Regions from separate parts of the Mus musculus genome. Here regions 1 and 2 are each linked to region 3. A link is a loop called in an ENCODE intact Hi-C map of the cell type or tissue named here. Cell type or tissue: gastrocnemius. All regions are shown on one strand. Region 1 holds the start of Hoxa4 (homeobox A4). Region 2 has its middle 38 kb from the start of Halr1. Region 3 overlaps Skap2 (src family associated phosphoprotein 2).

The links. Peaks named below come from ENCODE experiments on the same cell type or tissue, not always from the same donor. Only the 100,000 strongest peaks of a DNase experiment are listed, where the experiment ranks them.
Region 1: it touches region 3 in a loop (4-fold over the local background); 19 of 42 quality-filtered maps call a loop at or near these places.
Region 2: a loop joins it to region 3, with 1.9 times the contacts of the local background. A loop is called at or near these places in 2 of 42 quality-filtered maps.

The regions. Positions count from the first base shown.
Region 1 is chr6:52,189,986-52,192,485 of GRCm38, forward strand. All of the region lies in intron 2 of Hoxa3 (homeobox A3), which reads right to left. Hoxa4 (homeobox A4) reads right to left here and starts at 1,718. Exons shown (of 2, transcript NM_008265.4): 1 at 1,193-1,718; 2 at 1-703. The coding sequence starts at 1,703. The coding sequence ends at 357. The region is part of intron 1 of LOC115490409 (a long non-coding RNA gene); the gene reads left to right. In gastrocnemius, a CTCF peak has its summit at 1,253; DNase peaks (open chromatin) are centred at 1,287, 1,576 and 1,998; H3K4me3 peaks cover 2,149 bases; H3K27ac peaks cover 2,372 bases.
Region 2 is chr6:52,063,230-52,065,729 of GRCm38, forward strand. No RefSeq gene overlaps it. Among named protein-coding and RNA genes, the nearest start is that of Halr1, 38 kb to the right of the region's middle. In gastrocnemius, no CTCF peak of the experiment used is centred here; DNase peaks (open chromatin) are centred at 1,125 and 1,730; H3K4me3 peaks cover 1,217 bases; H3K27ac peaks cover 1,204 bases.
Region 3 is chr6:52,008,256-52,010,755 of GRCm38, forward strand. All of the region lies in intron 1 of Skap2 (src family associated phosphoprotein 2), which reads right to left. Among named protein-coding and RNA genes, the nearest start is that of Skap2, 3.0 kb to the right of the region's middle. In gastrocnemius, a CTCF peak has its summit at 715 (motif pointing right); a DNase peak (open chromatin) is centred at 1,323.

The sequences.
Region 1 (2,500 bases), 180 kb after region 3:
GCTGGGAAGCTGGGAACCGGCCTGCTTCTTCTGCATACAAGTACATGTCCCCAGTCAGCACGTGCTGTCTGGCTGACTCAAAGGTAGTCGATGGCCAGTGCTTTCTTACAGGTGTCCAATCCTGGCAAAGTTGTCCAGGTCAGCAGGTTGTTCCACTAAGCAGTAACGAGGACGAGGACAGACGTCCTCTTGGAGGGGTCACACCAACCAGGGATAATGTCTTCTTTTTGGTTATGGTTTCCAGCAAGTTGGATTTTGTTTTGGTGTCTCGGGTTTACTTAGGGAAGAGCAGATGAGGACAGGAGCAGGAGATGAGTAGGGCACATAAGTGAGAGAAACTGATCCAGGTCTCTAGATTATATGGAGGAGGGAATGGGTGTGGAAGCACCAGGGAGAGGGTGGGGATGGGGGTGTGGGCTGTGAGTTTGTGCTTTCCCAGGCGGGCCGGCAGGGGCCGAGGCAGTGTTGGAAGATCGCATCTTGGTGTTGGGAAGTTTGTGGTCTTTCTTCCACTTCATTCTCCGGTTCTGAAACCAGATCTTGACCTGGCGCTCCGACAAGCAGAGCGTGTGGGCGATCTCGATGCGGCGCCGCCGGGTCAGGTAGCGGTTAAAGTGGAATTCCTTCTCCAGTTCCAAGACTTGCTGCCGGGTATAGGCGGTTCGAGAGCGCTTAGGTTCGCCTCCGTTATAACTGGAGTTGACTGAACACCAGAACCCCGAAAGAGAAGGCCAAAGAGGAAGAAGTAGAAGAGGAGGAGGGGAGGAGAGAGGAGATAGGGTGGGGAAGAGCAATCGGACATCATCATTATATAATAACCTGACACCAAGTTCACACAAGATACATAAAAAGGCAAAGAAAATGTTTCACAGGCTATTGACAACGGGAAACACCCGAGAGCCATAAAGAATGGTGCTGGGCTTTGGGGCTGAAGAAAAGCTTCAAAGACACATGGCCGGGAGCCTCTGCCAGGGCAATTAAATTTATGGGGGCTATAATTACTGCCCTAACAGTTTGGCGTCTCGTAAATCTCAGGATAAAGGGACCCTGGGTACAAAAGGGTTCTCACGTTAGGACCAGGCTGCGGGCGGCGCGCACACACCCACAGCCAAAGCGCCGGCCAGATGGGGGTCCCCTCCCGCGCCCTGCCCCGCGCCCCCACGCCCGCTGCCCTCCCGGCGGCGCCACATACCGGCGCTCACGTGGATCTTCTTCATCCAGGGGTACACCACCGGCTCCTTGCCCTTCGGGCCCGCCGGGCCCTGGTCCGCCAGCAGCAGCGGGCACGCGGGGGCGCTGCCCCCCGTCGCGACAGCCGGGGTGGTGGGGCCGGGAGCGCAGTGCCGAGGGGGCGCGGGGGGCTGCGGGGCCGGGCTGGGGTGCGCGCCGGGGGCCGGGGACTGCTCGGGTCGCGCGGGGCTGGCCCCGCGGCAGGCGTAGGGACAGGCGGCGGCGGGCGCGGGGTACAGGCCCCCGGGGTAGCTGGGCTCGCGCGCCCGCGGCGCGTAGTAAGCGGGGGGCTGGCGGGCCGCGTGCGGGTTCGGGGCCGGCAGGTGCGGGGCGCTCTGGGGCCGCGGGTAGCCGGGACCCCCGCCCACGGCGCCGTCCCCACCGCCCGGGCCACCGTGCGGGGCGAACTCCTCGAAAGGAGGGAACTTGGGCTCGATGTAGTTGGAGTTTATCAAAAACGAGCTCATGGTCATTAATTTGTGAAGTGCAAAAATACTAATTTTTCTCGCGGTGTCGTTTTTCTGCGCTCGCCGAGGCCCCTCCCCCTCTCGCCGCGCTTCCCATCCCCCCCCCCCCCCCCCCCCGGCCCCGGCGCCCGCCCCTCCCCCCGCTGTCAAACGACTGCCCCTCCCCCTCCCGCCGTCGCCGCCGCCGAAGTCCGCGCCGCTCCTCCCCCGCCCGCGCGCGCTCCCCGTGGCCCTGCGCGCCCCGCCCCCGCGCCCCACGTGCTGCGATCCGGCCAATGGGAAATCCGCGCGCGCGGACCCGGATCAGGAAACGCGCGGGGGATGCGTGATGGATGCTGCTAGCCTTCAGGGTGGGAGAAGCGAGCTTGGGTTCCTCGGGCCCCCCAACTTGGGTTCCGGCTGAGAAGTTGGGGCCTGTTAGACTGCGGGTCCTTTCGAGCCCTGTTCCTGCCCACGTCTGTCCTAGGCCTCTGGGCAGCTGGTCGCCACGACTCAGCGCCGATCTCCAGTCCAACCAGGCTTCGGGTGGTCCTCCGAGGGTTCGAGGCCCTCCAGGAGAGGGAAGGGCACTGGGACCAAGAGGCAGACCCTGGCTTTTTATCCTAGCTCTGGAATAAAACGAAGGAGGCCTACGGACCCATTTTTCTCGCCCTTTGATTCTTTGTCCACGCCCTACACATCCACCCGGCTGTTAGGGAGTCCCTGCTTTGCGAAGCCAGGGCTGGAGCTGCACAGGGAGGATGGGTAGAAGGGCCGCTGAACAAGCGGGTCAAGGAAGTACAGCAAGCGAGGGCGATCCACTA
Region 2 (2,500 bases), 55 kb after region 3:
TCAGAGGCAGATGGAGCTCTTTAGTTTCAGGACAGCGGGACTATTATACAGAGAAACCCTTTCTAAACAAAACAAACAAACAAACAAACCAGATAGATGTGAAGGGGCTGGAGAAATGGCTCAGTGGTTAAGAGCACTGTCAGCTCTTCCAGGGGACCTGGGTTTAATTCCCAGCACCCACAGGGAGCTCACAACTGTCTGTCACTCCAGCTCCAGGGGACCTGACACCCTCATACAGACATGCATGCAGGCAAAACAGCTGTGCACATAAAATAAAAATAAATCATTTTTTTAAAAAAAGATGTAAAGTTTGAGGTTATCTAAAATTATAACTAGCTACAGGGTGATAACATAAAGCTTAATTATAACTTCAGTTGTAGAGCTATAGCAAAGGAAACCCTTTCTAAGGTTGGTTGGGGGCATGCTACTGAAAGTCTTTGGATCTGGGGGCGGGGGTGTCATCATCTTAAACCTGGCAAAGGGAGCGTGCAGTGTCCTCCCAGATCTGCAGAGCGCATCCCCGGGAAGGCTGGGGATGTGCAGTCTCCAGACAAATCTGGGCATAGGTTTGTTTGGGAGGAGGAGGAGGAGGAGGAGGAGCACCTTACATGAAAACTGACTTTGAGAAGGTTGCTTCTCTGAGAATGGAAGTGGGTGGACTCACTGGTTTTGGGGGTTTTGTTTCTTGTTTTTTTGTTTTTTTCGGAGCTCTCTTACTTTCTTATGAGAAATGAACAGAAGATCAGTAAAAAAAACAAGCAAGCAAACAAACAAATGATCAGGACAACGGAGCAGTTATGCTCCTGGCAGAAAAGAGGCCGGAGACAAAGTGTCCTAAACTGAGGACGCAGTGGAGGAAAGGTGGAAAATGGAAAATGTCCCAGATAAAGGCGAAGCAAGGGACGGTGGGAGCTAACATACTCGTCACCCTGTCCCCTTCCAGTCTCCATGGCTGTCCTGATTTAGACAGAAGAAGGCAAAGCAGCTCATCAGCATGCAGTTGATGATTTATCCAGCTTGCTGTCAAAGACAGCACTGTCTAAAGACCCAGCAGAGAATGAGGAAAAACAGGCAGGCCCCTGTGAGCAAGCCAAGGAGGCAAAACACTGAGAAAACACGCACAACAGAGCATTGCTCCTCTAATGGCGTGAGCTCGATTAATCCCAAGACACCCGAGCTTTCATACGCGAGTCCTCTGGGATGTGTAACCCAAGTTTGTACCGGTCCTGGCAGAAAGCAGTGCACAGTATTTGGAGCAAATGTGTTGGCTTTTAAACACCACTCTAGTTCCAGCAGGCATGTGTGTGTTCTGTGGTGTAACCCATGCTTGGCTGCTGATTACAACTTTCGCTTTCTGCAAGCTTATGGCTTCACTGAACACCGAGGCCTTACTTCCCTCTCTTGCAAAACTCCAGGATTAGAGTAGATTTTACCCTTATTCTACAGCACTGTCTTTCAGCAGCCCAATAATTGTGCATAACAATGTATCTTGGACTGGAGTAGGGGAGTTAGAATGTACCATTTTTTTTTCTGGAAACATTAATTCTTATGTGTTGCTAAACTGTTGAGGATATGAGGTTATTATTAAGGTCAATAGTGACAGGCAGTTGGAAACGTACTGAGTGGGGGAAGGGAAGCAGAGGCAGCCCCAGCATGAAGGGGTCCTCAAATCGCTGACGAAGTAATTTCATCTGCCAGTCTGAAAACCTAGAATTAAAGGCATATCAACACATGGTAAGACATCAGGTGGCTTGTGTACAGGACTGTCACGCCAGTCAGGCATCAACACCGCTCCCCCCCCACACACACACACACACGGGCTCTGTCATGGCTAGATCTGTCCTTGAATAACCAGTAGCATTTTAGAGCCCATTCTAAATCTAAACAGGAAATTTCTAGAAAAATAAACTTAAAAAGGGTGGGAAACACATATACACAAGGAATAAAAGATGTGAGTCTCTGTGAACTAAGAAACAAAAAGTATGGACATGCCTATGAGATAGGTACTATATGAAGCCAATGTCATTTTCAGTGCATTGCAGAGGAGAGAACCAGAGTACATGGAAGTTAAATGATAAAGGCCATAGCTGTAGCAGAGAACACAAAGAACCCGTATAAATCCAGTTTTCCTTCTACTAAAACAAAACTTGTGTGTATATGAGAGATATATGTATGTTTGTGTGTATGTGTGTGTGTGTGTGTGTGTGTGTACCTGTGCATATGTGTGCAAAAGCACACAGGTGCATAGATATGTACAAAAGCCAGAGGTCACCATCAGGCATCCTCCATCACCCTCTTCTTTTGTACCTCTTTTTTTGAGACAGGTGATCTCACTGACTCTGGAGACCAACTCAGCTATACTTGCTGGCCAAGGAACTCCAGGGACCCCCTTGTTTCTGTGGTACCTGGTTACACACTGCACCCAGCTTTTATGTGGGCGCTAGAACCTGAACTCAGGTCCTCGCGCTTATGCAGTAGCTGCTTTTCTGCCTCAGCCATC
Region 3 (2,500 bases):
GTGTGATTGGAAGAGAAACGTAAGCTCAGTAGGATGAAAAAGATAGACTTGGCTTTAATTGAAAAGGACAAACTAAATAAATAATGAGGATATAAAACCTAGCCTGTGCCACTTTTATCACCCATATATGACACTTAATATTCAATTTATGGGCAACAACTGAACTGTGTTTCAAACCACCAGAGCCTTTCCCTCCTCTTGTGTCCTTACCTTCTCTCTACAAGCACTTCAAGGCGAGAATCAGCAGAGATAAACATAGTCGGAAAGTTCATTTTTTAGTACAGTTAGATGTTTTGAAAGAAACTAATGCTGATTAAGATTACATTAACAATTTAAAATGCACATACTTTCAAGAGCCTTACTTAGTAATCCAAGGAAAAATACTTTCACTGGAAAGCCATGCTAACATAGCCCCCAACAAGAAAAGAAGGTGTTTTACCCTTAAGTAAATAGATAAGTAATTTTCCTAATGCTACTTCTTCATTTACAGATACTATTTGACCCAGACAAAATCTCTATAACATCTGGACCCTTGATTTGCAAATGCATATCCGTATTTGTAGAAGGAAGGCTCTTAGAGGTGCCGTAGGTTGATCTCACTTCCAGACCCAATGTTCTCTTATCGACTTGATCCTCATTAGTTGCTGCTGCCAAAATAGGGAGGCTTGTCCTGGCTCTGTGATAATCCAGGTACTTAGAAGAAGGTGGCTACTGGTGACTCAGTAGGTGGCACTCTTCCCTTTGCATACTCAGCCAGGGCTCCAGGAGGAAGCTATGAACACCAGATATACCATAAATAATTCTTACAAGGAAAATAAAGCTAAAGTGGTGACCAAATTATAAACAGGAATTGGAAAGGTGAGAAACAAGCCATAGTGCACTTGGCATTGAAAAACCCTACCTTGGTTTCAACTGAATTGCATTCTTTATCAAATGCCCCAAACAGTGTGATCTATTACACTGTGTGAAGGAGGTGAAAGGAAAAAAAAAAAAATGTCCTGGAAATCCCCAGTAGGGGGAAAAGGCAATATTTCTAACCAAAACTGCCATCTGAACAAATCTCAAGGTCACCTTGCTAAAACCATATAGTCACTTTCTTATGGCTTGTTCAATTTGGTTTTAATTTTTCAGTGCCCCAACGGTTATTTTCTTCTAACAGTGGTTTCATTTTCTAATTTATTAAAAAGGTAACACTTCCCGCTTAAAATCTGTTGATATGATATGAATGGATGAAAATGAGTGCAAATATCTGATTGCGAACTCCTAGCAGCCCCGTCCTTCCAGGGTGATTAGACCAGCAAGCGCTGCAGGCAGCAGGCAGCACTCCCAGGGCTGTTCACCTTCTGCCTGCCAGAGGAGCGCCCACATAAATCAAGGCCATGCTTGCTATTAGTTCTAGTCAAAATATTTGGGTATAAGGTAAGATTAAATGGCCAAGGCTTGGGGCTATCCTTTGGTTTGAATTATCCAGGATAAACCTGTTCTTTCATTGTTTGAGAGTGGGGGGTGTCAAAGGTTGATTCAACAAAATTTTATATAAACTGTACTAAAAAGGAATAATTTAACATTTATTTTTTAAAAAAATAAAGGCATTTAATTTTTAGTACATTGATTCCATAAAAAATATAACTGTTCAAACTATTATACTGTCATTCTTTCAAGGATATTACTAACTAAGAGTTGGGAGTAGTAACTTTATTTTTGCATTTCCATTCAGTTACTTTTTTAAAGGAAAGGCATGAAAAGAGGACAAATATTGAAATGGTAGTGAAAAGCTACTGTAATCAAAAAGCCAAACAATGACAAAGAAAAATCATGATTACAAAAAACCATAAATTTGAGCACCTATCTCAGCAAACACTTGTGTGGCATCTGATGATTTACATGACGAGCATAGGAAACATAAAGTGAGATTATTTTCTTTCTTGTAAAAGCAAAGGACTTGAAACTCCTGTAAAGGTTGGTTTCTAACTAATTCACACTGTGCCATGCATTTTAAGAGCCTTGACTGCTTACAGCTACCAGGATCCATATCTCTTCTTCAATTTAAAAAAGAACGCACTATCTTTATATCTATATACCATAGAGCTATGACAGCAATACCTCTAAAATCCAAGTCAATGCAATCACTTTGTTATAACTTTATACTTCTAAATTGTACCATGCACTTTCTCCCAAGAACACCTGAGTGATGGACTTGCCGTCATCCTGCCTCCCCAGAAGATTCAAGGGACAAGTGACTACTGAGAGCCTCTAAGGATGTTAATTACACAAAAAATCTTAACAACTTTCTTTGAAAGCTTGTTTAACGTTGTTTTAAGCCATGAAGACTAGCTCACTTTCCTCTATTCCTTTACCATAGATCACACCCACGAGCTAAAAACATCTCCTAAGAATAAAATGTAAAGCTAACTTGTAATCTGCAAAGTTATTATTTTGATATTTGTTTCTAATCCCTCATGTATTTTAGAAAAAACTAATTTCAAACATTATGCTAGTC